Regions from separate parts of the Mus musculus genome. Here region 1 is linked to region 2. The links are chromatin loops, found by intact Hi-C in ENCODE. Cell type or tissue: left cerebral cortex. All regions are shown on one strand. Links, peaks and the distances in the headings refer to the core of each region. The heading gives the core; the rest is flanking DNA. Region 1 holds the start of Cttnbp2 (cortactin binding protein 2). Region 2 has its middle 29 kb from the start of Lsm8.

Region 1 (15,597 bases), core at 2,479-10,478, 300 kb after region 2:
GCCATGCCATTGCCATTAGATCTTCTTATTTACCGGCCTAAAGAGTAAACATCTCTATTACAATTTGGCTTTTCAGAGAAAGAATTTTGATCACTAAACTTAAATTTATCTCATTGTTTTTATAATCCTTTTGGCTTTTTTATGTGCTTCTAGTTTTGGAGCTCCAAACAACTGTTGCAGCTCTAAGTTCTACCTTTAACCTATCCTACGCATTTCATTCTGTGAATTTGGTACCTTTATCTAAGACAGTGTCCCTAAGTATTACCACAATGTCAAAGGGGCCCATGACATAAGACAAGGAGGCGCTAACACTGACTTTTCCTGCATGTGCATCAGTGTATCGCTCTGCCCACATACTGGAACCATTCAATAAGTTGGAGTACAGTTTTATAGTTGACTTGGCAGTTTCAGGTACTGTAAACCCACCAGTCCTCATTGAACCTTGAACTATAGAGAATCTGTCAGAGATGCAAAGTTAATTTTAGAATCCTCTATTCATTGGAACCTACTCATTTAATCCTTAGCTTCGCTTATTCCGAATGCTTTCTTTTTATTTTAAACACATGCCTAGAAATAAGAGAAACAGCAGTACATAAAAAAACAAAACAAAACAAAAACAAAAACAAAAAAAACTAAAAACTGTCAATGGGGCTCTTACTTGGTGGCAATATATCTCACTAATACAAACTGACCTCTATTGCCCGGGTGGCATTCTGTGTCAGACTACAGATGAGAACATATATTAGTACCTCATTTCTATTTGTCAAGGGATATGGGGGGAGTCTAAGCTAGGCTTACCCCACACCCAGATGTAAAACTATAGGCCTAGATACAATTCAATTAGGATACAAGAAAAACTAGGATTCTTTGTGAGACATTTTCTCTCTAAGTAAACACATGTGGCTTTCATTGCCAACTATGATAGACTGTGTTGTGTTGAGCCAACTCTGAACTAAACCAACAGTAAAATGGGACCATGTATATAAAATGCCTATCAGTAAACATGAATTCAAGTAGGGATTCAGAAACTATGGTTCTTGAGGGAAAGGTTGGGATGGTTTGGAGACAGTTGGGAAATGAGAATGTGACTAAGTGGATTCAAGAGGCAGACCTGGGTTTGGGAGGTTGCCTAAGTGCCTTTCTCTTGGAAGATGCAACATCAGAGTGGGAGAAACTTAAGGAAAGAGAGTTCAGATATTGAGTACTAAATTTCCTCTAGAAATTAAAGTCAAAAGACAACAGGATCTGGAAGGCTTAGGAGCTAAAGGAGAAAGAAATCATAAACAGGACACACAATAAATTGCTATATATACATATGAACATACATATATAATACATATGTGAGATTGATAAATTGTGTTGTATTAAAATCAACAGTTTTGCCTGATTTACTTATAGAAAGAATCTTCCTCCTAGATTTTTAAACTTATGTTTAAATCTACCATTCTGGTTTTGTCTCAGCAACTCTAAATGGGATTCTGTAATCAAAGCAGAACAATTCAGTGTGGTTGGTATGTGAGATGCCTTTACACACCGCTCAAGCTTAGTAATCTGTATCCAGTGTAGTTGAACTCTCCTCTGCCAACACCTCATTAAAAAAAAAAAAAAAAAAAAAAGTCTGGCAGTGACAGTCCCTGCCTCGTATGAGGGCATATCTATGGCCACAGTGTGTAGGGTAGAAGGAAGAGCAAACTGAAAGGTGTCAAGCAAAGCTACATTGTAATGGTGCCATGTGACCTGAAGGGTCAGTAAGGAGGGTGAGGTTGAAAGCTGAAGACCCTGAGGAGATATTTGTCTTAGTTTGGGTTTTACTGATGTGAACAGACGCCATAACCAAGGCAACTCTTATAAGGAAAACATTTCATCGGGGCTGGCTTACAGGTTCAGAGGTTCAGTCCATTATCATCAAGATGGGAAGCATGACAGCATCCAGGCAGACATTGTACAGGAGAAGCTGAGAGTTCGACATGTTCATCTGAAGGCCCCTGGGAAAAGACTGGCTCTCACAACATGGCTAGGAGGAGGGTCTCATTACCCACCCCCATAGTGACACACTTCCTTCAACAAGGCCACACCTCCTCTAACAAGTCCACACCTCCTAATAATACCACTCCTTGGGGCAAGCATATTCAGACCACCAAAATATTAAAGGAAAGAAAAAGTAGTGGTATTCAACTAAATTGATTCTTTAGACACGAATGATTAAATTGATAAATAATAAATACTGGGTGATGATATCATGATAAAAGGGCATTCTATTTCCATAAGCAAATATGTATATTATATTGTTAACATAAAACATTTTCAGTAGGAAAATGTTGATTTCCAGGTGTAAGTTTCATTAGCCTACAAATGAATTCATTGCCCCCAGAATCTAGTAATACTAAAGCCTTTTTTCCCTTTCAATTCTCAGTTCATAAATATAATTAAGCCTTCAATTCTATCTATGACATTGTTTCATAAATATTATGAATTAAACTGTATTTTGTATTCATTGGTTACTCAACTTCAATATGAATATTTATGCTATTTTCTCTCAAATAATACCATCATATTTCCAAATGCTTTAAAATGAACACAATAAATACTAACTTTAACTGCTTTGGTTTTTTTTGTTTGTTTGTTTTTGTTTTTGCTTTCTATCTCGAATGATAAAAGTAAATATTGCTAATAGTTGAGACTTGGGGCAATGTGAGGTGACATTTATGTCTCAAAAATACAATGTATTAGAAATTCCATTAACTACAAATACGCGGTATTTTCTAGAGAGTACAAAGGTATTAATTCACTTCACTTATATGTAGAACTTTGTGTCTGTAACTTAAGCAAGTCCTAACCATGTCAAGCATAAGCACTTTCTGCATAATTACTAAGACTGAGACGCATCATCTTTAGCTTCTTTTAAATTCTTTGAACACTGAACTTGCTTTTGTATTGAATAGAACATATCCAGCATTAAAGGGAAATTTTAAGGTTTAGTTTTATAATGGGCTCTGCACTTCTAATCAAAGGCAGGAAAGGTCAGTTCTCTCAACCTATTTATATAGTTTTAAAACTTTCTAAGAAAAATACAGCTCTGCTATAATTAATGCCTAACAGTATAAACACTTCTGCCTTCACCGTTGCCTAGTAACTGCATACTGCAAGCCAGTGGGGTGGCTAAAGAGGCTGAACAAGTGGTCTAGCTAAGATCCATTTCCAATTCAGATGGTTGAGGGGCAGCTGTAGGCCAGATCCTTTTGTTAAAACTGTTCTTTCCCCTCAAACATCCTTGTACACAACTTATGCTTGTAAGTGATTTCTGCAGGTAGGGATGGAAACCAGGAAGTAATGATGGAGAAGAATTTAGTAGAATGGATCCAACTCTACCTGGGTTTTCTATACTAGTCCTGCGGTCTATTAGAGGAACTCAACCAGGGGATGATATTCTTAAAACCTCTTTATATCTATACTTCTTCAGTAAAATCTCATATCTGAGCTGGGTGTGAGGCTTATACCTGTAATCTCATCCTTTGAGATGCTGAGGAAGGAGAATCAGAAATTCAAAGCCAACCTGAGTTGGAGGCCAGTTTGTAGAGGAATTTTAATCCACCAATGTGGCTGCTCTAGCAAGGGATTGAATCCAATGATATGATCTGTCCAGAATGCAGACATGACCTAGATTACAATATTATCTAGCTGAAGCACACATGCCCTTAGTACACACCTTTAATTATTAACAATAAAGGCACGGTTAGTTTGTAGAAAGAAACAGCCATGTTTGAAAGTGACAGCTAGTTGAAGGGCAGACAAAGTGATGAATGAGAGAAAGATTTGATAGAATGAGTCAGATAAGATATGCTGAACTCTGATGAGAATACTTGGTCAGCTAGAATACTTAAGAGCAGCTCAGGAAGAGAGAAAGGGAGACATAGATATGTGGCATGTGGCAGGTGGTGACAGTTTTACAGGGACAGTTTTACAGACAGAACAACCTAGACACAGGTGAGCACAGAATGAGTCAGAGGATGAGAAGAAGCCAGAAGATTAGAACATATTGCCTAAGTTAGTATGAGGCCAGGCAGAGCAATTCAGTCAGAAACCAAGGGAAGCCAGATTGAATCAGTCAGCTTGGAAGATTAGATTATACAAAGGATAGAAGCTTCCAGGCCTAGGCCTAGGGATAATAAAAACAAAGAAGTAAATGCTCTGGTCTCAGCCCAAACTGTGTGTTCACACAGCCTGAGGACAGCTCTCATCTCATCACTTCATCTGAGGAAACAAAAGGGGCATTTGAACCAGTTTGAGTAACACAGTTGGACCCCATCTCCAAAGGAAGACAAACTACTACCCACCTCTCCCCCCCCCAAACCCTGGTATTTGGATACCACTTTGGTAATTAAGTGGTTCCCAGATGCAGATCCGGATAAAAGATGGCATGATGGCTAGTCTTTGTTGTCAACTTAACTATATCTAGGATCATCTAGAATCCAAGCAGCTGGGCATGCCTATAAAAGACTTTCTTGATTAGATCCCAATCATTAAGGGAAGACACACCCTAAACCTGGGCTACCGATTCTGGTTCTAGCCCACATAAAAGGGCAGGTGAAAAGGAAGATTTTGCTGTTTGCCTGCTTGCTTACTTTTGCTGGCAAGTTCATCTACTCTGTTCCTGAGACTTTTCTGCTGGTGCTAGAACCTACTTCTTAGAAATTCCAGTGTAGACTGAAGACTGGCACTTCTCTGGGAATCCTCAACATCAGCTTGGGAGTGCTGAGATATCCCATTTTGTAAACTGAACAACTACCATATTCTTTGCCTTTCAGTCAGGAGACAGTCATTGTTGAACTACCTGGACCACCACATATATGCAAGCCACTCTAATAAATCCGATTAGATAGGTGTGTGTTATTCATTCTTTTTTTTTTCACGTGTGAGAGGTTTATTGAGAGGGAGAGAGAAAGGAGGGAAGAGGTGGTGACAGAAAGAGAAGGGGAAAAAAGAGCGCGTTATTCATTCTGTTCTGTTCCTTTAGAGAACCCTAACTAAATACAGATGTTATCTAAGGGGAGTAGGGTGATTACAAGGTTACAGGTGATTTACATTTGGCTTTGACTTGCTTCCTTCATAACAGATTTAATTTCCTAATTAAATTTTGCTTTAGCTTAGGTAAAATTAGTTTGCATTTCCTTGGCACACACCAACTACAGTTGGTGAGGAGGGCTTCCAAATCCATAGATTGTTGACGAGAATGGCTAAGGAGATTCACATTAAATTTACTGAACTAACCCCACAAAGAGACTCCAGTACATGCAGATAATGACAAGTTATCTATGAAGGATGGCAGTCAGGCCATATGAAAACCCATTTCCGGCAAATCAAGACCTGACCTTAGATGGGGTGCTGGGGGCTAGCATACGTTCTGTCTTCCAGAACTCCCGAAGTTAAGATTTGGGGCTCCCTAGGTTGGCCACTTCATTCAGACAGGAATAAGTGTGGGAAGGGACCACTTCCATTGTATAACTATAGTCTTTGGGGTGTAGTCAGAAATGATTTGTTACTTGGTAATTTTGTCATTTGGCAAAGCTAAGGCATGATAGCATATGGTTTGCTCTCTGGAATTATCATAAATATCATTTGACTGAAGTAAAGGATTCTCTTCCATGGGGCTGGTTTTAGAACATGCATATGCTCCTTTATCTTTTCACATGGAAGGAAACCTCCCCTTGCATCACGATGTGTAACTCTCTGAGTTCTTGGCTTTGTGGCTCAGAGGATGTGGCTGGGGAGGCCAAGAATGGGTTTAATCAGGAAACCGCTTGGTTTCCCAACCACTGTCTCCATTCCTAGCCTCCACAACTCATTTCTCTGATCTTAAAAGAAACCTTTACAGAGAATCCTATAACTCAACACCTCTCTCCCTCTCTCCCTCTTTCCCTCTCTCCCTCTCTCCCTCTCTCCTCTCTCCCTCTCTCCCTCTCTCCCACTCTCCCTCTCCCTCCCTCCCTCTCTCCTCTCTCCCTCTCTCCCTCTCTCCCTCTCTCCTCTCTCCTCTCTCCTCTCTCCCTCTCTCCCTCTCTCCCTCTCTCCTCTCTCCCTCTCTCCCACAGTTTGCTAAACAATAAACCTCAGGTTACTTTGTCAGGAATATACCATCTATTTACAAAGAAAAATTAATCCAAATATTAAGGCTTGGATGTTTTTCTCCCCAATATATTCAGTATCTCTCCTTCCATTTTCATACAAATCGGAATCTATGGGTGAAGAACCTGGTTCCTCTCTACAATAGCAATTCCCCCCACCCCCACCCACCCACCCACCCTCTTCTGGTTCCAGCTTCTTTCTTCTACCTGCCTGCCTTTCAGAATTTTTCATTCTGTCCCTGGAGTGTCTTTCAAGGTTATGATTACTGAGCAGTTTAATCAAGTGTCAAAAGAGTTGTATTCTGGAGTGACCAAGTCATTGTCCTTTCAGATCTGTTTGCTTTAACTGCAATAGAGACTGGCTTTGGGTAGAAGGAGTTAATTTACAATAGCCTTGGAAGCTACTGGGAGCTATGGAGAGAAATTAAAGCAAGTGTCCTCCAGTAGAGAGGCAGCTCCAGGCCAGACCACTGGAGTGGGAGTTAACCCCTCCTCCTTTGCTGCAACTGCAGGATGTTCAGTCAGTTCATAGCAATGACAGTTTTAGGATAGAAGCAAAGGCTTCTCTTTCCCATATCCTGGGTTTTGACAGTTAAAACATGTGCTCTACTTTGGTTTTTATGCCTGTAGGGTTTTTTTTTTCCATTTACATACATACACATAAGCAAGAGGGGGAAAAATACAGGAATTGACTCCTTTTTTTGACACGTATCTGTTTGGGTTTTATTTAGAATGAAACCAAGCTGTTTCTTTCCAATGATGCAGTTAAATTTTTAACGTTATTATAAAATATCTTCAAATAAATGAGGCATTTAAAAATTGAGCTGCAAGCCTAAGAACATATCTACTTCCGAGCAATAAGGGGTTTTAGATACCTCTCCTTAATTCCTAAATGAAATATATTATTTTTTTCCTCCTGCCTCTCCTTAGAAGTATGCCAGGTAATTTTTAGAGTAATAATTCAGCATCGGTATTAAGAAAACTAATGTACAAAAACAATTTTTTAAAAATAAAAACAAAATCAGGAAATATCCTTGCTTTTAATCTTAACTATTTACGATCAGTTCAAAATCTTTTACAGTCACGTGCTTTCCTTTCGCCTTAGAAGTCTAGATAGTCTCATATTGGGTAATTTCAAGAGAGCAGTTGACTAAATGAAAGCAAGTGGTGTGATGACCAAGACAGAGTACAAGCCACAGGCAGAGGAAATCAGCCAACAGTAAACAAAGGAAACTCTGTGCCTGGGTAACTTGCAGGTGGTTCCTAAGCTCTGACCCTTAACCTCGGGGCTCCAGGTGTGTTTCCTGGACTGCTCTTTCTAGGGGGAACTTTCTAGATTTTGTTGACCGATTCCTTTCAACGTCTTTGTAGAAAATATTTTCTTTGATTTCTGACAATATTCGGATCCAGTTCGGAAAATGAACAGTTAAGGTGTCAGGTCCTGTCAATGAGAGCAGGCTGGGATCTTGTTGTTTAGTCATTTTGTTTGTTTGTTTGTTTGCTTGCTTGCTTGCTTGTTTTCAAGGCTATACTCCATGTACTGAACATTCCAGTCACCCACCTTCCAGAATATCAAGCGTGGGATTGGATGGTGCGTTGATTTGGCTTCAGGGAGACAGAGTTTGAATGCCTCCATTTGATTATGTGCTTTCAATGAACAAAATTTAAAAAAAAAAAAAATGTTAGAGATCTGGAGATTTGGGGAGGTCTTTGCCATAAGGTCTCAATAAGGTGATAGATTTTCAGATTCTGGGACTTGGCAGGAAAGGATGAGAACAGAATTAGAGGCAGGAGAAGAGGAGATTAATTGCTTGGGCCTAACTCATTCATATAAACTCCAGCCATGCATTTCCATATGATCATTTTTGACAAAGGTCTGTGTGTGTATCCTTGTGTTCTCATCTGTACGAAAGAAACTCCTGTTCTCTCAAAAGTAGTAAGACATTACTGGATACCTGGTGGTTTTTCAGAACAGACCTCAGGCTTGGGGCGGGTGGTGGTGGGAGATTCCACCTTCTTTGAAAAGAAACCCGAGCAGATAGGTACCTGCGGAGGAAGGGCGCTAAAAACAGCTGGACAGGGACTTTTAGCTGTGAGTTCAGACTTTCAGTTGATGGTTTGAGAGAGAACTAGCATCGAAGATGCGATAAAACAAAGCCGGGTGTACAAACCAAGAGGATAGACGTGTCCAGGCGACAGGGGCTGGCAAATATTAAGGAAGGCACCTCATTGGAGCTAGTGGAAGTGAGGGACAGTTGCTCAATTTTAGATTTATTTCACATCCAGGAGTCTGGCCTCCAGATCGGCTTGTGCCCCACTGTCTAAGCAAAGATTTTGGCCAGCCCGTCGCCTCGAGGGAGGAAGCTTGCTTTCTTTTGCATCCCCCGGTGTTTGGTCCCCTCGACACCAGCGCGAGGCCGCGCATCTCTGGTGCTGGTTCTTGGTCCCGTGGGAGCGACTGGGCTAGCGGGTGGGCGGGGCGCCGCGTCTCCAGCGCGCACAGGGTTAAGCGGCAGGGGCGGCGCGGAGAGGCGGGAGGGGGCGGCCGAGCTCCCGGGCTGAGAGCGCGGCGGCCACAGCCAGCAGCGGGTTAAGTACCGCCCGCGCCGAGAGAGCTGAACCCCGCCGCCGCTCCGAGCTCGCATTCGGATCCGCTAGAGCAGGAAGATGGCGACGGACAGCGCGAGCTGCGAGCCCGACTTGTCCCGCACCCCGGGTGACACGGAGGGGGCCACGGCGGAGGCGGCGGTAACCGAGTTCCCTGGGCGCGGGGAACCGCGTAGACGCGGGCTGGGGTTGGTGCCAGGGTCCCCACTGGACACTCCCCTAGGGGTGCCCGGTCCTTTCCTGGGATGCCTTGTCTTTCTCTAGGGTGCTCCTTTAACTCCCCGAGGTCTCCCTTCCCAAGGGTTTCCCTTCCTTCTCCAGGATATCCCCTCTCTCCTGTTCCTCTTCCCTTGATTACCCATTCCTTCCCCGGGGTGTGCCCTTCGTGTGTCCCTTCCCCGTAGTGTCCCCAGGGCCAGAAGCGGGCTCAAGTGGGGAAACGCCAGCCCCCACCCCCGGGTACTAGGGGCCTGTCGGTCCTTCTGGACACCACACGCGTCCCTGGTGACCCCTTTGCTCACTCGCGGGGTATCTCAGTCTCCATTGTTCACCTCTCCGGGGTGCGGAGCGAACGCCAGTCTCGGGGTGCCTGACACCTCTCAGGGGACCTGGGGTAGCAGAGGCGGGAAGGTGAACCATCGCTAGGCAGGTGTGGGGATGCTCTTTGTGTGTGTGTGTGGGGGGGGGGGGGGCTCATGTGTCTTGGGGAGACTGGTGAGAGAGGCCCCGTAGCGCCTGCACTTTGGGTACTAGCTGACTGCCACTCGCTCAGTCATCTGTAGGGACCTTCTTCCCTAGCTAAAGCGGGATTGAACTGGGTTTTCTGAACCCGGTGTCAAAACATTGTTCCCTTTCCCTGGCGCCTTGACTTGCTTAGGCTCGTACCTGCTCCCTTCTTTGATACTCTAAATGTCTGCATGCACAGACATTCTCTTCTTACCCTGCTGTGGGGTCTTGACCCACAAAGCCAGGTTGGAAAATATTTGCAGGTTGAGGAAGCAGCTCTTGCTAAAGCTGCAAAGACCTGCAAAGAAAGACAGGTCTGGGAGCGCCTCCCACTCTTGGCCAAATCCAACAGCTCTTTTGGAGGAGTGGGACTGAGTGAGCTGAGTATCGCATGGACAACCCCTCAGTGTCTTCCACCTCCAGATCCAAATCCGGGTCTGGGCAGCAGAGGGCAGGAACAGATGTAAACAACCTGAGCTGTTGAATTTCCTCCCACCTCTGGCTTGGAACGAAAAAAAAAAAAAAAAAAAAAAGATGTGGAGGAAGGTACTTGGGTTGATAGCTGCAAAAGGCAGAACACGAGAGGAGGGGAGGGGAAGGGGCACCACTAATCCCCATCGTGAAAGTGGAAGAATCTGGGCTTGGGGAGCTTTTGGGGGAAATTGAGTTTTCCATTCTTTGCTAATAAGAACTTTAAAGATATTTCAAATGAAGCCTTTCCCTTGTGAGCTACTTTCTTTCGGTGACAAGGGAGAAAGGGTCTATTAAAACAAGTCCCTCTGGGAGTTGAAATTATGGACTGTCCTGTTCTCCATGAGGAGGAGGGGGGAAGTGGAGGTGTGGGAGAACTCTATTCTTCTCCCCCAGGAAGGTGGATAGTTTGTTTAATCTACTTAGAAAACACCCCTTTGTGCCCGCAAGATATTTCAAGCACAAGATAAACCAACTCCAGCATGTGCTTTGTGATGTGTGATGTATAGGACTATAAACAAAACTGCATTGTCAGGAAGACTTTTGTTCCAACAAGGTCAGTGTTCCCTGTCAAGTGGTTAGAAATGTCAGGAGCCTAACTCAAATGCGGATAAATTAGCAGCTGGATTTTTTGATTCTTATTAAGTCAAGAAAAAAAAAATCTGGAAAGAACCTTCTTCATGATTCCCAAGGGATCCTGTAGGCTTCCAGCCTGCAATAACAGTACTTACTGTTTTTGTAAAAGTAGCTGTTTACTTTAAGGAAAAATGTTACCTTTTATTCTGTAAAATTGGAATATATATATATATATATATATATTTTAACAAGAAGTTTGCACTTGAAAAAGGAGCTCTTAACATTAGCTACTTGAGTAAACTGGTCTTTATTTATTTATTCATTTATTTATTTCGAGGCAGGATCACATGTAGCTAAAGCCTACCATGAACTCCTCCTCGTAAAGTGCTAGAATGAGAGGCCCTAACCCCCCCCACCCCCCTCCTCCACCCCAATCGCCAGCCTTAGCTGTTTTGTTGTTGTTTGTTTGTTTTTGGTTAAAGAAAACGTACAGTAATTCTGTTTGTCATGATTGTTTTTCATCTAATGGTTAAAAATTAAATCTATATTTTGCTTTTTGCCAACAAAAAACTTTATATATATATATATATATATGTATATGTATATATATACATATATACATATACACACACACACACACACACACATACATTTGGCAGAATTAGGCTAGTGAAGCCTCAAAGCCATTGGCTATTTTTGAAAGTGCATGTTTTCAGAGGGTTTTTTTTTTCCTATTTAGATTGTTGCTTAGTAACTGGCTTAATTTATAGTTTGCAGTTTAATATAATTTCCAGTGGAATGTTTTAAATTTAGTTTGTTATCCTTGTGCTTCGTTGTTTAAATCCTGAAAGCACCCGGAGCTAACAGCTACATTATTCAATAGGATCGTATTAATAGTCTACGCTGTGATCCATGCTGGGAGCCTGGGTTATTTTCAGTACCTCAGCCAAATGCGATGACTTTTATAGGCCATATTGCTATTTCTGCTCAGAATGTAACTCTTTCTGGTAGGCAGTATGGAAAGCAGAGTCTGCTTTGTATTGTCACTGTGGAATTTGGGAGTAAGAAAAAAATGGAGATCCATTTAAAGCTGTATTTGGGGAGGCAACCAGTGCCCCCCCTCCCGGACTTCTGGATTAGCTGATATGCCAAGCTTAGGTGTAGATGTTGCCATGAGGGTGGCAATTACAAGGAATACCGTGGCATCGGGGTTTTTTTGGTTAAAAAACACATCAGTGTTAAACTTTTACATCTGGCACCTTGAAAATTTTGTTTTCTAGGTGGCAATATTGAACAAAAATGCAAAAAAAAGGGGCCTTCTTAGCTAGTTTTGTTTTTTTACTTTTCACAAAATGAAATCATAGTTTTATAGTAGCCGGAGAATGTTGAAAGTTTGATAGAATAATTTAAAAGGGGAATGACATGAACTCAGCACACGTCACTCATCAGTCACGAAGGTGGTAACATCGTGGGTGGGTAGCATCTTTACTGCCTTTGACCTGTCAAAGTATGGCTATGGTAAACTCTGCAGTGTACAGAGGAGTCAAAGACAGGCATAAAAAATGTGGACAGACGTTTTAGGACTGACAATAAGAGAGAGAGTTCCTACTGGAAGGATCTGGAAATGTTTTATGAAAGGCACTGGAGATAGCCCATGATGGAGGACATGTGTGCTGGGCCCTCAGAAAGATGATACGAATGGAGATGGCAGAAAATGTTGTGTAGCCATGACGTTTCTTGAGTTTCCTCTGCAGGCATCCCATGCAAAGGTTCGCAAAGAGGAGTAGAAAGCTGTCACCATTTCAGCTATAGGTTTTAGAACGCAGCTTAGGTTTTGCAAAGTTTGAAAGGTTAGGATGGAGGTATTTTTACATGTTACACTGTTGGTTTTTAAACAATGGCTTACATATTTCTGTTTGCATCTGTTCTGTCTATTTTTACAGCAATTGGTGCTGCTGTTAAATTTCTCATAGGAGTAATTTTGTGTTGAAAAGCGTTTGGCCATTTGTGGTTGAATCCATACGAAAGCTAAATTACCAGTTGGTTCTGTTCTTATGTGTTTCCCATAAGTTTATATGTTGACAAAACATTTTACAGCATTAGTGCTTCTTCAGCAAGAAAAGATAGCTGCTGTTGATCGTGTGGCCATCAATGCTGTAGCGGGGGTAGAGTAGAACCTTTCAGGAGAGTTGTATGAGTTGATTTCTTAAATAAGGCTCATTAGAAGCTCTCATAATTCTTGATGTTGATCAGCTAATTGGAAAATATACTCTGTATTACAAGATAATAATGAAGATGTTGGTCTGTGGTTTATAATAGTAAACGCTGCAGATGTTTCAGGCCTTAAGTCAATAGACAGACTGACTTTCTTCCTGCCTTTCTTCTTCAGTTATGAGCACTGGACATTATGGACAAGTGTTTTTTAACTGAGCTACATCTTCTGGCCTTTGAATTTCAGTTTTTAAACATCTGTTGCTTGCTGTAGGGTGGAGGGTTAGTGTACATGCCATGGCTTACGTGTGCAGGTCAGAGGACAGCTTGGTAGAGTCGGTTCTCTCCTTCCATCTCTGGACCATGGGGCTCATACTCATGTCGTCAGGTTTGGGAGGCAAGTGCCTCTCCCTCCTCAGCCATCTCACCAGCCCCATTTTCATGTCCGTTTTCATTCCCTTTTCTAAGCTGTTCTTCTTAATGACGTAACAATGCTTTCCAGAGTTCTGTTTTCAAAATTTGATTTTCAGTGCTTTTAGTTTTTTTGTTTTGTTTTGTTTTGTTTTGTTTTGTTTTGTTTTTTCGAGACAGGGTTTCTATGTGTAGCCCTGGCTGTCCTAGAACTCACTCTGTAGACCAGGCTGTCCTCAAACTCAGAAATCTACCTGCCTCTGCCTCCCAAGTGCTGGGATTAAAGGTGTGCGCCACCACTACCTGGCTAGTTTTCTTTTCAGTCTCTTGTCTTCCCTGTGATAACTGAGGCTGAGCATGGAATGGTCACATGTTGATGAACATAGTGCTCCCTTCCTGGACTTTTCTAACGTTAAAGTTAATGCCACATCACTCATTAGGATGGTGTCTTAGTTAAGGTTTTACTGCTGTGAACAGACACCATGACCAAGGCAAGTCTTATAAAAACAACAAAAACATTTACTTGGAGCTGGCTTACAGGTTCACAGATTCAGTCCATTATCATCAAGGTGGGAGCATGGCAGCATCCAGGCTGTCATGGCACAGGCAGAGCTGAGAGTTCTATGTCTTCATCCAAAGGCTGCTAGTGGAAGACTGACTTCCAGGCACCTGGGGTGAGAGTCTTAAGCCCACACCCACAGTGACACACCTACTCCAACCAGGTCACACCTATTCCAACAAGGCCACACCTCCAAATTGTGCCACTCCCTGGTCCAAGAATATACAAACCATCACAGGTGGAGAGGAGGGAATGGTTGATAGATGAGAGACAAATTCCTAAAGGTTTGAGCCCAGGAAAAGATTGGACAGAAATGAAGAGATTAGTCAAGGCTTTAGAGTAGTGGACAGGCACATGGGATGTGGGACTCGAATCCAGCTTCACACGTGCCTGGCAGAGATGGAGTCACTTCTCTGCCCAGGGCTCATAGATCTTGCCACCTCAGCTCATTGGGGAAAAGACTTAATTAGATTCCTCTCGACTAATTACCTACTGCAAGACTTATATTACATTTAAAAAGGCTTTGTCTTGGGCTAAAGTGATATTGTAGTCAATGAAGAGCTTGAAACTCACTTAAGAAAGCCCAGCATGGTAATGTGAATTCACTTTAGGGAGGTAGAGACGAAAGGGTTTCTTGGGCTTTGGCAGTCATGGCCAGCCAGGTTATCTGATTGGTGAGATTCAGAAAAATGCTGGAACCTGTCTGTACAAGCAAGGTGCCATCACCCATGGACCATATAAAAGAACACATTTATATTTATCTCCCCTCCCTCTCCCCCTCTCTCTCTCCCATCCCTCTCTCCTTTCCTCCTTCTTCCCCACTTTCTGTCCAGAAGTTACTGTCCAGAGTGTAATGGCTATGGTAGCATTAATGGTGAAGTACTGCCAAGATTTTAGTTGTATCTATTTATTTCTAAGTAACTTAGAAATGACTAAGTTACTACTAAAGACTACTAATGCTGTGTATAGCATGCTGTAGTTCATGTAGAAATAGTGATTTGACTCCAAGACTCTTCTCTTTTAGTAAATAACTAGGTTGGGGATCTATTTGAAGGCTATAGTGAATACAGTATTTATGGAGTGAGGACACAGTTATAATTGATTTTGTTCCAGCATTTCAATATTTCACCAAAAGGGCACCAAGATGATCCAAAGACCCAAGCTCTTCTTCAAATGGGCTTGGTCACTCCAAGACCATCATTTTTGCCTTCTAGGTCCTCATTTATCTGAAAATCATCCCGTTGGCACTTGACACCTGCACATAATCAAGATGCATTATGTGGCGTGTTACAAACTTCTCTGTGGCACTCGTGAGATGTTGAAGGCTTCTCGCTGAGGGGCTGATTCAAGCCTCCTGTTAGGCAGCATGGATATCTGAGATCTGATGGAAAAGTACTTGCTTTTTGTTCTTGTTTTGTTAGTTTTTCTGAAATGGGGGTTCTTTTTTTTTTTCCCTCTGGAGAGAAAATGGAAGAAGAGGAAATCTAAGAGGAGGAAAAGGCCTGTCAGAGCCACTTTTCTGTTTTCCCTTCAGCTTTCTTGTGGTTAAATTTAGCTATGCCCGTAGCCGGGTTCCCTTCCTGGCATTGTCTCATCACTGGTCCCTCCTCCCACACACAGTTGCTTGGCTAGTGTGAAAGTGTTCAGGCATTGCTGCCTGTCTAGAGGTACATGGTGGGCCCTGAGTTCTCACCAAGTCTTAAGGCCTTCCTTAGTTCCTTCCCTAGTGTAGGTTACTCTATGTGACTGACTAAAGGTGCCTCTGGAGGAGCCTGTCATGTTGTGTCTTAGTTGCTTCCAGAGCCAGAGCATGCTTTCTCTTTTGTAAGAGACCCTGTTGGGTGAAAGCATGAGAAGATGTGATATTCTTGCTGTCTTGACAGCAAGTAAGGATGGGGAGATGTTTCTAAAGAT
Region 2 (15,597 bases), core at 3,594-11,593:
TACCATAAGCAATATTTTGTACAGCAAAATGTTTTCCCTTCAGTCACTTTTGGGTGTTTGTTCAGAGAACATGCACTAAAAATAAAAACTGTCTGAAAGAAGTTATATAAAAACACATGCTTGGGGATGATTAAAATATTTTCTGTGAATGTTTTTAAGAGCATAATATAATTACAGCAATTTCCTCTTTGCTCTCCTCCCTCCAAACCCTGCTATCTAACCCTTCTCACTCTCCTTTAAAGACATGGAATTTTTTTAAATTGTTATTTCATACATACATGTAAATGTATATGTGCATGATATATATGTATATGATGTATGTGTGTATATATACATATATTCTTGATTTTGGTCCTTAATGTTCTTTGTATTGATGTTTTTATGGTTGGCCATTTGGTACTGGACAGCCAATTGGTTTGCTCTTCTCTCAGGAAGACTACTTCTTTTGCTCCTAGCTTTCTTCAGTTCTTTGTTTAGGGCTGAGGCCTAGTAGACTTTTTCATTTCCACTTAGGTAGGTCCATTAGCTTCATCCACGTTTAGGTAGTCATTGTGGTGAGACTGAATGAGTGTAGCTTCCGACGTTACTAGGCAACACAATCTCACAGCAAATTCTTTAATTCTCTAAGTCTTCCACTATTTCTACCCCCTCTTTCAAAATGTTCTCTGCAACCTTAGCAAACATTTTAAAATATATCCTTGTATAACTGACAGTATTTACTCTGGACAAATCTCCTAGCCCATGCCATCTAAAATTATTGACTCAATTTCCTTCTTATTGCTCTAATAAGATTTTCTGTTCCTTCTTGTTCATAGTAGGAAGATTAGTTTTAGAATATCTTTTTTCTTAGGTTCTTCAACTTTTTGATATATAATCTATAATAGTCCACAATAATTACTTATCTTTTTTACTTCTGTATTATCTTGTTCTGTGAGTTTTCCTGCTTTTCATACTTTATACTGATGGCCTAACATGCCAGGAAAGAGTGAATCTCAATTAATGAGTTGACTCCATAAGATTGGCTTGTAGGCATGAATGAGGGGACATTTTCCTTATTGCTAATTGATATTGAGGACCCAGTCTCTTGTATCAGTACCATCTTTAATCAGGTGTCTGCTGTATAAAAAAGGTAACTAGTAGATGACTTCAAGGAAGTATCTAATCAAGACACACCAGGACTAACTCACATGTGAACCCACAGAAACATGTACAAGACTTATACATGTTCAGACCAGACAAAGTCCCAGCATTGTGAAGGTGAGTGTTAACACAAAGTTACATTCCTAATCAAGAATCTATTTGCACTTGACATCTGCTGGGAAAGGGAAAATCAGGTTTCTCCAAGAGAGTGTCACTGGGTATATAAACCATACTCGAGTGCAGGCTCTATGACCAGGAGTAGCTGAACAACACAAAACTGAATTCATGGGTTTGTTTGTTTGTTTGTTTGTTTGTTTGTTTTGGTATTTTAGTCTTATTAGTTTGGTTGAGTTTTGGTTGTTTTGTTTAATGGGGTTGAAGAGAGTAAACAGAGAAAACAGAAGAATGTGTGGTTAGGGAGGTAGGGAATATCTGGGAGGAGTTGTTGGAGTGGAAAGGGTATGATCAAATGTCAGGAGCCATCTAGGAAAAGCTAAAAGCATGCAAGGAAGTTTTCAGGAGATTGTCCACTGGCTTGCATGGCTGTGAAGGGTAAACTCTGAACTGTAGGGCCTTCAGAGGTTTCATCCCAGGATGGGTCTTGCTACTCATTTGCCCTTCCAGTTACTATTCCATAAGCTAACGATTCCTGGGTATTAGTTGGCCCTATTGGGCAGATTCTCTGCAGCTCAGTGAGAATGTACGCTAATGTAGCAATGCTGGGTAGACAAATTGATAATTTCATAATTCCTAATAATAATTTTACAGAATTCCTAAATTTATGTAATTTCCAGCCCTTTAAAAAGGTGTAAATAGGGTTCTGGAAACCTTCATGTGTTATGGGCTAATTGTACTAAGATAAGAAAACAGGCTTGGAACAAATTAACAATGAGGGAAACCATCCCTTCTAGGTTAGCTGGGACACTACTATCTGGTAACTAAAAGTCATAAACTGGGAGTGGGCAATTTATTGTGGGTGCAAGGACAAAAAAGAAAAATATTGACTTGTTTTTTTTTTAATTTAAACCGTTTTATTATAAAAGTAATACAAATGACAAATAAAATGTGGAGAAGGACAAAGGCATCCACTTGCTGCCTGCCATCCTACTGAAACCACTATCAGTATCTATTGTCACTTTCATAGCCTGGCGTGTCATTCACACCCATGACCACGCTAGTGCTCTTGTGTCCGTTTTCTTGCTGTAGCGTTTTCTCCGTACCACTCACTGATACCTGTCTATCGACTACGGGTGTGGGATGGCAGAGGCACCGCCAGGCTCCACAACTCTGCACGTATCCTTGGTGTAAACCCGCATGCAACTGTACTGTCTCTGATAAGAAAGTTCTAGGCTAACTATATTTGCAAGCAATATAGTGCTTCCATCGGAGAAGGCTTTATTCTGAAAGGAAGTTTATGGGTTGGGACTAGCTAAGTCAACCCTGACTACCTCTGAGATAAAAGACGAGCAGCTCGCTGAGGAGCCTCACATCCAATCTTTCAGAACTGAAGTCAGCACCAAGAAGGGCAGATGTCATCTTCTAAGAGAAATATTCTGAGGGTCTGGCAGCATAAATCCATCGGTAAGTTTATAATAGACTATTGTGGAATCTGACTCCACTATGGCCAAAGTAAAAGACATTGGCAGTTCTGGATCGCCTTGCAACTTTCTAGACGCCTTCAAGATTTCCCTTATCCTATTATGGCTGAGGGAAGCAGAAATGGGTGTAGGCACCACTGTCTGCAGCCCTTCCCCTTCGATCTCAGTGCCAAGGAGGCAGATGAGTTGTAGTTCTGGTATTCCTACACAGTTTACTTCATGCCAACTTTTACTCTCCATGAGATCCAGGTAAACCAAGAATGCTATATAAACTTGGGTGGCATCTCCTATATCTAATTCCATCATTTCTAAGTACTTAGGGTGTGTGCCCATCCAGGCGTCCTCCGGAGCCCATGTGTGGGCGCCGCCGCCATCGCGAACGGGAGCCAGGCCAGGCCCGCTACATCCCGGGGTAGGTTCGGAATCGCTGTGCTCCTCCATGCCGCCCGCGCAGAAAGCCGTGGTGCACCGCAAACCCCTGACTTGTTTATCAATACAAAACTTCAAAACTAATTAGACAATTGGCAGATAATTTGCCTCTTGACAAAACCATTCTAACTTAATAACATAAGAATTATTGTTTTAAACTTTTAATGAACTTCTGGAGCTAGTAACAGAAAATGAATGTTTAGTCAGGTACTAGTCTAAATGGAAACACATGTAAACATTTCTTTTGTGACTCCTTATCAATTTATGACTTGAATTGGTGTCTTTTTTTTTTTTTTGGTTTTTCGAGACAGGGTTTCTCTGTGTAGCCCTGGCTGTCCTGGAACCCACTCTGTAGATCAGGCTGGCCTCGAACTCAGAAATCCACCTGCCTCTGCCTCTGCCTCTGCTGGGATTAAAGGTGTGGGACACCACACCTGGCTTTTGAATTGGTGTCTTAAACTTGCTATGAACTTATGGAATATAAAGATGGCCATATTATCAACTCTCTGGAGAAAGTATAAGAACTAAAAAAGACAATAAGGGAAGGGCATTTTCTTACTTTCAGAAATGAAAAGGTAGAAGCTCTTTTGGTTGGAGATTCTTTTTCACGCAGAATGAATGAGTTTTTTTCTGCATTGACACTTGATCATTGGACTGTGCTCATGGGTACTTTCGTTCCATCCACCAAATGTACATATGCATATATAAGTATATGTATATGTATGTAAGTATGTATGAACACTAGTGAAGTTGCTGAGACGAGTGGTCGGGTCCAGCCAGTATGTGTGTGTGTGTGTGTGTGTGTGTGTGTGTGTGTGTACATGTTGCCTGTGTAAAAGATTTTAATTATTATCCTTCCTAATCTCTCTCCTTCGTGCAGTTGATGAGTTCCAAGCCTCTCACCTGGCCAGCAAAGAGGTCCTTGAGTGAAAGAGAAAAGAAACCAGTGCTATTATCACAAAATAGCAAGAGAGAATTACAGAGAAAGAGACCTGCACTATTTTTGTGCTCAGATTAAAGCAGAAAATAGTAAGAGAATGGAAACCAGTGCTTATTAAAGCACAGATAGTAAGATTATAAGGCCAGAGATCATCAGTCTTTGCCTTCATCCAATGCTGTGCTCCATTTCAACCCGTTTGGAGCAGGACTCTTGCATTCAAATACAGTATATGAAAAGAATTTAAGTTAAAAAAATTATTATTTTTTAGAAAGGAATTAAAACATGGTCCTGTAAGTCAGTAAGGAGTGTTTCCTAATGGTTTCTGCTCCAAGCTTCTGCCTTGATTTCCTACTGTCATATCTGTAAATGATGAACTTCGACCTAGAAGTATAAACTAAATAAGAATCCTTTCCTGCTCAAGTTGGTTTTAAAATAGCAGTTGCTTTTGTTTGTTCTTCAACTCCTTTCTTAAAGCTGGTTCTGTCTTGTGATTATAGCAGTAGGAATGTGACTAAGCATGTTGTCTTTGTACACAAGACATAGTGAGAAGGCTGGGCTGATCCCGTGACAGGCTATAAATTGGCAGTGAAGGAGACCAGGCCCAAATCTGTTCACAAGAACTGGGCAGTTCCAGGCAAGTCCAGGCCTCAGAAGTTGCCCTGCTACCTGGCCTCAGGCAAGGACAATGGGTCAGCAGCAATTTCCACAGCTCCTTAGCTACTTCCTTAGCAACAGTTTCCAGCCTCCATGCCCCAGTAATGGAATGTCCTAGAGACAAGTAAAATAAAGGTCACCTACCCTAGAATTCCCTAATTTGCTTTTAATCAGGCCTACAAGCTCATGTGATTGTCTCTCTATCTTGGTAACGGGAGTGACCCCAGCATGCTGGACTTCTGCAGAATCAAACACTCTTTGCATTTACATACTATTTGAGACTAGGGTATCATTCTTCAGCAAATCATGGACCCTTAGACTATCTCATTCTCTGATTTGCTTGCAAATGAAGGTGGATCCACTGAAGCCTGTACTTGCAGTTTTATATACAGTTCGCATAAAGTTCTATGCTTCTGAGTAAGGCTATGCTCTTTGTTTTGTTTGTTATTATATTCACTTGTTTGTTAGGTTGTATGTATGTGTGTTTGTGTGTGTGTGTTTGTCATTTTGCTTGGCTTATAAATCTAGGAATTTTAAAGTGTAGAGTTTTTTTGACTAAATGTCTGTTCTATTAGTTCTTGTCCTAACTCCCATTACTGACGGCCAAGTAAGGAAATACATTTGTGTAAAAAGCAGTTAAAAATACACAGGTAAATGATGGATTCACCATAAAAATATCTCAGAGATGTATAAATTACTGGCGCCAGCTGTGCTTTAAACCTATTTCTTTCCTTTGTTATTTTGTTTGTTGCAGATGTTTCCTATAGACATGTTATTGTACACTGTGTAGAATTATCCTTGTGTTATTCAAATGCCGATTTCTCTGCATCTATATCTAGATATATCTATATCTGTGACCTATATCTAGTCACAGTCTGGGGGCATTGCAGTGATTATTCACAGTACTCCTGTTTCAAGTTTGTATAAACATTGCTCCTCATTTATGTTCTGACTTTCCAACAGAAGCTTTTCAGTCAGTGTCTGGGCAGATGACAGAATAGGACAGGACTTCTGACAGGCAGTGGAAGGAAAAGAGTGAGGAGGAGGAAGAGAAGGAAGAGGTATTCGCCATGAGGAAGGGGTCCTGGAGACACCATGGGAGAACATAGCTGAAGACCAGTGAGCCAGAAAGTTGGGTGGAATGGAAGACGTGATGCCAAAAGCAGACTTTAGTGAAAGTTACAGACGTGGATAGAGGTTAGCAGACAAGAGTAGAATGAATCAAGCTGTGGTGGTCCACGTGGCATAAACATCATCAGAACAGTAATTATTTTTTTTTCAGAAGAGAAAATGATAATTTGGAAGTAGCATTAAAATAGAGCAAGACACGCCCTTAACCTCAGTTCTTACACTGATATCCTTTCAAGGACAGATAGGTCTCAGTAAGGCAAGAAGGTAAGTGTGATATTTGAAGGAAAAGATGCTGAAATAACTGACTGAATACAGGATACTAAATGGGTTTGCGTGGGAAAAGGGGGGTGTAGTATAAGGGTCTGAAAGCCGCTGAAGGAAGACTCCAGACTCAGATAGTATGCACAGAGAAAGAGTGCTTATTCTGTAGAAACAACCAGCATCTAGAGGCCAACCATTCTTTGAAATGGTAACCCCAGACAAAGGCATGTGGGCCTTTTTATAGGGAACCAGGAGAACCCTCAGAAAGATTAGGTAATCTAAAATTTCACTGGTAAGTGCTAGGGAGTCACAGGCGGTCAGTGGTCTGCATTCCTATTTCATGAATGTTTAACCATACGATGAAATGGGATTGTCCAGCACAGATTGCCATTTTGAGATAAGTTTTTTTCATAGTTATCCCCAGGCTATACTTTGGGAAGGAGTTTTATGATTGCTTTCTGGATTTTATGGTCTTTCCCTGGAGCTGGTGTCTTATGGCCTAGTTTCTAGGACTTATGGTCTGTCCCTGGAGCTGGTGCCTTACAGACTTTCTTTGAAATCAGTTCTGGTCCTTAAATGGAGACAAATGGGGTTTTATGTTGTCCTCTCAGTAGGAAACATGACAATGCATGGATTCAAAGTGACTTGGTGAAGTTGGAACTCCTAATGCTTACGGAAGTGTCCAGGGACATAAAGCACCATGAGCTTGGCTCTCACATCTCTTGTGCTTGGGTGGTATATGCACTCTCAGGTGTGAAGCTACAGAGCAGCCTCAAGGCTGATCCTCTGAGAGTTACTCTTTCAGCAGATGTGAGTTCTGGAACCATCTATAACCACTAGTTTCATTTATCTTGGATTTTTTTGCCAAGTTTTTCCAAAATCTCAATTTCTGCATGTATGTAAGTAGGACCTGATTTAAATAATCTCTTTTGCTTTCTTCAGATGTCTTAAATAGCAGAGAGGAAAAGAAAAATGGGGTCATTCCTGTCATCAGGAAAGTGTGAAGTATCAGAAACAAGTAAGCCTCTTTCACATAACCGATGCATCCAGAGCTAATATTAGGAAGATCGATGTGTGAGTTCATACATCTGTTATATTTGGCATCAAAGTATATTAATACCCTCCAAAAACCACAGACAAGTGACAGAACAATGCACCATGTTTTAGAGACACTTGGTTATGCCTTCCTGCTAAGGCAAAATACATTTTGTAACTCATAAATATGGATTAGTAACAGATTTATGATGTATCAAATCCTAACTCCTGAAGTTAAAATTAAAATGTACTCTTACTTCTCAGCTCCCTGTCATTCATTTCCCCTATCCTGCGCGTGATAGTCACTGCATTATTATTAATTTTTATATTAGTATTTTAGCATTGTAAGTAATAAATGAGTCACTTGAGCATATATAATTCCAAGTGATGAAAACATTGAGTTTTCGTTACTGAGTTTCATTTAATCAACAATGAAAGTGAAAGTGCTTCCTCACAGCTTATATTTTTGTTATTACAGCATTTCTATTAACCTACTTAGTTGAACTGATGGATTAATTCAGTCATTGCTACAAGCACACTAATCGATCAAAACTGATAATTTCACTCCAAACAGTCAATCAACTTTGGTCCAGTCAATTTTTTATGCTACATGAACAATGTATCTTCCTATTTCACAGAGTTCTATATCTTGGAAGGACTTTATTGAAGATGAGGGAAAAGCAACAATGCTTGATCTTAATGAGCAAAGACACTGCTTGGAATAAAGATGCATATGTCACATACTGAGAACACATTGGAATGACGAACGTCTTATCTATAGGCATTCATTTCAATCAGCTTAGCGAAACATTAAAAGTTTGAACATTCTCATTGTTGTAAAATGTTTTCTATGTATGGCTTAGAATCTCCTTACCTAATGAAGCTGAATATACTTTTACACTTCAGTTCTTTGATAAACAAGTCAGTATTCGCACCTTTCATCCGAGGTATTGTAGTTAAATCTGGGTAATTGGCCACTAGGTGGCAGGGCTGTGATGTGAATAGAGGCCACAGTTAAAAGCCAATTTCAGAAATTCCTCCAGGAAGAGTTTTAAAGCCACACACTGAGCACGTAGTATGTATTTTTTCCCACATGCTGAAGTTCCAAAGAGGACTATTTCATGGTCTCTGTCACCAATGATAAGACACTGTAATAGAATGTAATAGCCACCACAGGTCACTTCTTCATTTTAAAGCATACTGACAGAGTTTTGATTATCTGAAACTATGCTGGTGATGCTAAGAGGCTCTCAGAAGAGTTTGTCCTTTTCCTTAAACATATTATAAAACAGAGGCTATAATCCCGCGGTAGAGCCTGTTAGAATGTGTGGGACCTTAAGTTCAATCTTTTGCACCCACAAGCAGCAGAATTTTAGTATTACAGATGAAGTGAGAATCTGAAATGTAAAGCATTAAAATACAACTAACACAAAGTCTTGTCTAATGTTATTCCCAATCTATAGTTTCTCAAATATGAACAACTTTACCTCCAAAAGTACACTTGGCAAGTACATTTATCTTTATCAGAGCTGGATGAAAAGTGCTATTAGAGTCTGTAGGTAGAAGTCTGAAATGCTGCAAAATAGCCTAGAATACATGGGCTGGAGAATATTACTAAAAGGTCAGCATTTGGAACAAGTTAGGACTGGACTGTGATAGATAAAGCTTCTATCTCAAGATTTCAAGGTAAGACCTGTTGTTTGAAAGGAGACAGACAGAAAAGATGCTTTGGATGAAGGTTTGGGGCAAGCTTACACAACACTTGAATATATGTGACAGTTGGGATGAGAACGAGAAAAACTTGATTTAGCCTTAACAAAGGCAAGAAAGCTGGGCATGGTAGTAAACACCTGTAATCACAGCAGTTGAAAGCTTGATGCAGGAGGATTGAGAGTTTGGAGCAGCCTAGATCACATAAAGAACCCTCTACCACCCAAGACACACACACAGAGAGAGAGAGAGAGAGAGAGAGAGAGAGAGAGAGAGAGAGAGAGAGAGAGAGAGGGAGGGAGAGAGAGAGAGAGAGAGAGAGAGAGAGAGAGAGAGAGAGAGAGAGAGAGAGAGAGAAGTGGAGGTTGCAATAAGTAGGGCACCATTGTATAGCACACAGAGATGAGGTTGGGTTCATCTTTCACATTTATTGGGCTTGCAATTTGGTTTACCTTCTATTTTCATTCCTTTAAAGTGGGGAAACAGAGCTGGAGAGGCAGTTCAGCAGGTTAAGAGCACAGGCTGCTCTTCTGGGTGTCCTAACTACTTCTCTGTTGCTGTGAAGAGACACCAAGGCCAAGGCAGCTTATAAAAGAAAATGTTTGCTGGAGCTCATGATTCCAGCAGGCTCCAGTTTATGCCCACCATGGTGTGGAGCATGGCAGCAGGCAGGCAGGTAGGTATGGCACTGGCACATTAGCTGAGAGCTTACCTCCTAATCCACAAGCATCAGATGGACAGACAGACAGAGCACTACCTGAGAATGCCCACCACCAGCACCACTCCTCCAATTCTTCCCAAACAGTTCCAGCAACTGATGATGATTATTCCAATTATTCAAACATAACAGTCTCATTAAAGCAATCTCTACTCCCCACGCCCTGTTCACCCACTCATGGAAAAATCAGCTATCTCTTTCTTAGCATACAGGAAGAGATACCATTGTCATTAAAACCACAACATCAGAGGACTCACGTTTGGTTGCTGGCTCCCACACTGGGTGACTCTCAACCTCCTTTAACTCCAGCTCTAGGGATTCCAATGCTTTCTTATGGCCTCAAAGGACACCGCACTTAGATGGCATATACAGACACACACATATAGGAAAGAGAAAAATTTGAAAATTAAACTTTTAAAAGAGAAATTGTTGAAAAGATTCAGTATATATTAAATGTCCCAAACATAAATGTGTCAATAATGATACTTAACATCGTTAAGATATTGTGAGGATGCTAATTATATCACTATCCATGGTTGTCATTATGTTTACTTGGAAAATTGCAGTCAGGGCACAATAGTACTGTGTAATGATGAAAATGAACAACCAAGAGAAGAGGGAATAACACACAACAAAACTTTTGCAGGAGTTATGGAAAGCCAAGTCAGATTCATCAACATCTCCACCTTCCTGTATACTAGGAAAGAGATAGCTGATTTTTCCATGAGTGGGTGAATAGGGTGTGGGGAGTAGAGATTGCTTCTGTGATTAGTCAGATACAACCTAGTTAAATCAACTCCCTGCTGGTCCTGCACCCACACAGCTGAAGAGAATTCGGCTCAAAGTGATGACAATGATGACTGCTGTCTGCTGTCTCCTGCCCTGATGACCATTTTGTCCTTCTGTAGTTACTCAGGTGTAATGATGCTGATACCCTTCATCCGAAGGGTCTGACCTGATTGGCTCCATACTTTCTTAACTACCTGCTTTCTAATCCGTACCTCCTTCAGCCATAAATCACTCTTAGAGCAAGTTGTCTTCTTTGCCTGTTCCTTGACAAAACAAAAGTATTTAGAGGAGAACTTCAGCACACTAACTGCTATTATTTCTCTCGTGTTTTTTTTTTTTCTTTTTAAGTTTTACTCCTTTTGCTTCATCCTGCTTCAGCTCTTTGAAGTAAAACCTCTCAAAAGAATTCCCTGTACTAATTGTCTTACTTTCTCCACTACCTTTTCAATGGATTTGGCATTTTATAGCCACTGTTCCACAGATCACTCTTACTAAGACCATCAGATCATCGATGCAATCTGTTTTTAATCCAGTAGTAAGCTTTCAAGTCTCACTAGTGGACTATCAGTGGCATTTGACGTAGTCAATGACATTTTTTTCTCTAAAATTTTCCACGTGGATGCCACACTTTTCCCTTCCCCTCCTCTCCCTCCCCCTTGGCTGCTCCTTCTTAACCTCATTTGCTTTGCCCTCCAAAACTGTCCTTTCTATTTATATTGTCCCTGAGTGATATATCCAATTTCATAATTTTAAACACCATATGTTTATGTCTACTAAGTTTATATGTTCAGCTTGATTCCAGAGTAGTGGAAAAATACTCCTCATTGTCTTGAGCTAAATATTTATAGCTATCTCAAAATTAATATGTGTAACAGATAATGAATTTCTTCAGATTTCCTTACCTCTACTAATTGATGTGCCACTCTTATGGTTGACCATGCCCAAATTGTGTAATAATGCTTAAGACTTGTGTCAGAGAAACATCCTGCTTGGAGCACTACTCTTCTCAGAACTGGATTTGGTCTGCAAAAAGAGGGCCATGTATTGAGACTGAGGTATGATTGAAGATCTGTTGGGGACAGAGGTTGGCAAGCCAGCTTCAAAACTCACATAGGTGAAGCTCTCTCAAAAGTATCTTGAATTGATAGAACTGCTCCTAGAACACATTAGTAGCGATGGAAATAAGGCTTATATAGACCTGCTGTAAGATCAAAGGGTAGCATTTATAATTAGATGGCACTGGTACACAAGATTCTGAGTAGTGCTGCATGTGGGCTCAGCTATGGTACATCCCAACTTCCTCCGAAGACTAGAGCTGACACTCAGGGCCTTCTTGGCAAAGTTGAGTATGACTGACAACACTCCATTGAGCCACTGGGATTGCTCCCTGGTTTTACCCTTGATGGTCGGAGACTTTATGTGGTCTTCTCTTGGGTGAAAGCTGGCAAGCTTTGATGTTGCATAGACAGATGAGTATTCCAGCTATTTCCCACACAAGTTGATATAATTCTCACGCTTGAGCAAAGAGAGGCAGGGGCTAAGACAAAGCTCCTTTCATAAACTGTTGTGGAGTAAAGTCTGTCATGCTAGCTGCAATGACTCAACTGAGTGAGGCTCTGTCTGTGCCCTGTCACAAGCAATGCAAACAGGAAACACAGCTGAAAGAGCTAGAGATGCATTACCAAGGAACTCTCAGGTCCTCTGCTGAGATCCACCTTCTAGAAAGACACATCTGCCTACTGAACCACCCTTAAGTAGTACCAGCATGTTTCCTGGGCCCTTTGCTATATAGTTTTGGTTGTAGGACTCAATGTCAAATGTAATTAGACTCCTGTTTTAGGGAAACAAAGTCTCCAGAGGTGAACTACAGTTGAACCATTCCATCAGTGAGTTTGCTACCTGGATATGACTAAGCTCTCAAAATAGACTTCTTCAATCTTGATCCCCACTAGAGTTTCAACTTTTTTTGGTATCTGTAATGAAGAGACTGATCTGTGGATAGATGTAATACTATTGTTGGGACAAGATAGAATTTACTATTCTGCCTCTTTACCGATCCCCCTGCCCCTTTCTGTTTCTCTCCTCTCATTCTCTCTCTTTAAAAATACATTTCACACATCCTCTTCAGTTAATCTTATTGTTTGGCTCTGCTTTGAATCCTATACCAAATCTGGCTAATCTGTCTATTTTCATTACTATTTTATTAGCTTTATGAAGTAAGTTCTTTTCTGCTGGCCTGGAATTTTGCCACCATCTCTTGGCTGACTTTCCTATATCTTTCTCTCTTTCATTTAGTCCATTTTTAAACATGGAAGCCAGAATAACTAGGCAGATCACATTAAGGCTCTGCTCAAACTCTCCAATCTCTTTATTCTTAATCAGAATAAACGTCCTATAATCAAAAGATCTTATACGACCTAGAACTCCTTCAAATCTCATACCTCATCAGTAACTACTGTGCTGGCTAGTTTTATTTCAACTTGACTCAAACTGATGCCACCAGAGAGAAGGAAACCTCAATTGAGAAATCTTATGCCTGCATATGATCTGGCTGTAGGCTACCCTGTAGGGCAATGGTTCTCAACCATCCTAATGCTGTGACCCTTTAATACAGTTCCTCATGTTGTGGTAGCCACTAACCATAAAATTATTACATTGCTATTTTGCTATGGTTAAGAGTCAGAATATAAATATCTAGTACACAGTCCCTGCGGATGTCATGACGGGTTGAGAACCATACTGCTGTGGGTCATTTTCTTAATTAGATATTGATTTGGAAGGTCCCAGTTATTGTGGCTGGGGCCACTATTGGGCTACAGGTCCTGGTTTCTATAAGAAAGCAGGATGAGTAAGGCATAGGAAGCAAGCCAGTAAGCAGCACTCCTCCATGGTCTCTGCATCAGCTCCTGGGTCCAAGTTCCTGCCTTGCTTGGGTTCCTGGCCTCACTGCTAAATAAGCCCATTCCTCCACAAGTTAGTTTTGGTCATTGTTTTTCATCATGGGGATAGGAACCCTAACTAGTACAAATTCCTACCCAAAGTGGCTATTGCTCTGACATAACCCTGTTGCTTTGGGGAGGATTGAAAAAGGACTTTGTAACTTTGAAAGGCCATTGAGTGTTCAAAGCTCGATGAGCTTTTCTGTGGGAGATTGGATGGTAATGTTGAGAACAATTCAGATGATGGATGCCTGGCTTGTGAAGTTCCAGAGGGAGATCTGAGACTCAAAGGTTCTATTTGCTATTTTGGGTTGAGAATTGTGGTTCTGGTCAGCTGGGGCTGAAGAATCAAGTGTGATTAACAAGAAACCAGAGCCAATAAACTGAAACCTTTGTTTTCCTGATATACTCGATGCTATTCTGCTGCAGCTGAGGGATTAGTGGTGACTAGGAAGAGACCAGCATCGCTGAGCTCAAATCTCAGCAGTGTTTCCTCAGAATCAACACATAGTAGCTGTGTTCTAGAAGCAGTGAAGGTAACTCAAAGGACAGCTGAATGTGTTAGTGAGAGTCACCAAGTGGCACTGGTTTTGAAAGCAGGAAGGGCTCCTGACAAGCAGCAAAGGCTGCTTGATAGTGCAAGGGTCCAGGGAAGGTCATTGGTGATGGGGTAATCTCAGTAGCAGTTGAAGCCCCATGATCGAAATGGTCATGGACAGAATTTGAGGCTTGGAAGGCAGCCCGGTTGCTCAAAGACCTGAGGGTTTGCAAGTATCATAAATGACTACCAAGAACAGCAGTGGAGTGGAGCCTGCTGTTGCTGCTGGATCCTGGAAGACAAGCTGTGTGGGCTTCAGGAGACAGAGCCGGAGAAGTGACCCAAGTCTTTTGGAGGAGCCCCCAAAATTGTGAGTGAATCCGAGGTATTTGACATTGGGCTTTTTATACCATTGGAGTTTGGTTTTGCTTTGTTCAGATTGTGACTGTGTCCTGGTTTTTGCCTCCTAGAAAGTATTTAACTTTATTTTGACTTTTGTAGGATCCCCCAGCTGAAAAACCTTTGAACTTTCAAGAGAGATTTTCTATTTTTAAAGAGATTCAATATTTTAAAGATACTGAGCTTTTAAAATGTGTTTGAATTTGTAAAGACTGGGGCACTCTTAACTTTATTTATGTTTTATATTATGATATTAATAGCAATGTGCCAGCTTGCAGATAAACCAGAAAGGAAAGGTTCTCATTGAAAGGTGGTGTGTTTACGTGTAAAGTTTAAAATGGGTCAGTTGTGCTTGCTAGCTTTATGTCAACTTTACACAAGCTTGAGGCATTAGAAAGGAGGAAACCACAATTAACAAAATGCCTCCATAAGATTGGGCCGTAGGCAATTCTGTAGGGCATTTTCCTATTTCATTTATTTTTCTTAATTAGTGATTAAATTGGGAGGGCCCAGCCCACTGTGGGTGGAGTCACCTGGGGCCTATTGTCCTGAGTTCTATATGAAAGCAGACTGAGCAAACCATGTGAAGCAAATGAGTAATCAACACTGTGCTGTGGTCTCTGCATCATCTGCTCCTGCCTCCAGCATCCTGCCATACTCCACTTCCTGCCCCCACTGCTGTTGATGATGAACTGTGACAGGAACCATGACTAAAATAAAGTCTTTCACAAGTCACTTTTTTTTCTTTTTATTAGATATTTTCTTTATATACATTTCAAATGTTATCCTCTTTCCTAGTTTCCCCTCCAAAAACCTCTATTCTCTCCCCCTGCTCCCCAATCCACCCACTTCCTGGCCCTGACACTCCCCTATTCTGGGGCATAGAGCCTTCACAAGACCAAGGGCCTTTCCTACCATTGATGACCCAGGCCATCCTCTGCTACATATGCAGCTAGAGCCATGAGTCCCACTATGTGTTTTCTTTGATTGGTGCTTTAGTCCCAGGGAACTGTGGGGGTACTGGTTAGTTCATATTGTTGTTCCTCCTATGGGTCTTCAAATCTTTTTAGCTCCTTGGCTACTTTCTCTAGCTCCTTCACTGGGGACCCTGTGCTCCATCCAATGGATGGCTATGAGCATCCACTTCTGTATTTGTCAGGCACTGGCAGAGCTTCTCAGGAGACAGCTATAGCAGGCTCCTGTCAGCAAGCTTTTGTTGGCATCTGAAATAGTGTCTGGCTTTGGTGGTTGTGTGTCCTGGATTTCCTAGCTGTTTTGAGTTAGGATCATTTTGGATTTTGCATTTTCTTTGATTG

What was found. Peaks named below come from ENCODE experiments on the same cell type or tissue, not always from the same donor. Only the 100,000 strongest peaks of a DNase experiment are listed, where the experiment ranks them.
Region 1: a loop joins it to region 2, with 5 times the contacts of the local background. A loop is called at or near these places in 7 of 42 quality-filtered maps.

Annotation. Positions count from the first base shown.
Region 1 is chr6:18,507,928-18,523,524 of GRCm38, reverse strand. It overlaps Cttnbp2 (cortactin binding protein 2), which reads left to right and starts at 8,656. Exons shown (of 23, transcript NM_080285.2): 1 at 8,656-8,870. The coding sequence starts at 8,790. In left cerebral cortex, for the core only: no CTCF peak of the experiment used is centred there; DNase peaks (open chromatin) are centred at 6,571, 8,647, 9,791, 10,314 and 1 more place; H3K4me3 peaks cover 2,427 bases; H3K27ac peaks cover 3,271 bases.
Region 2 is chr6:18,812,134-18,827,730 of GRCm38, reverse strand. It overlaps the pseudogene Gm5874. Among named protein-coding and RNA genes, the nearest start is that of Lsm8, 29 kb to the left of the region's middle. In left cerebral cortex, for the core only: a CTCF peak has its summit at 8,166 (motif pointing right); DNase peaks (open chromatin) are centred at 8,174 and 10,425.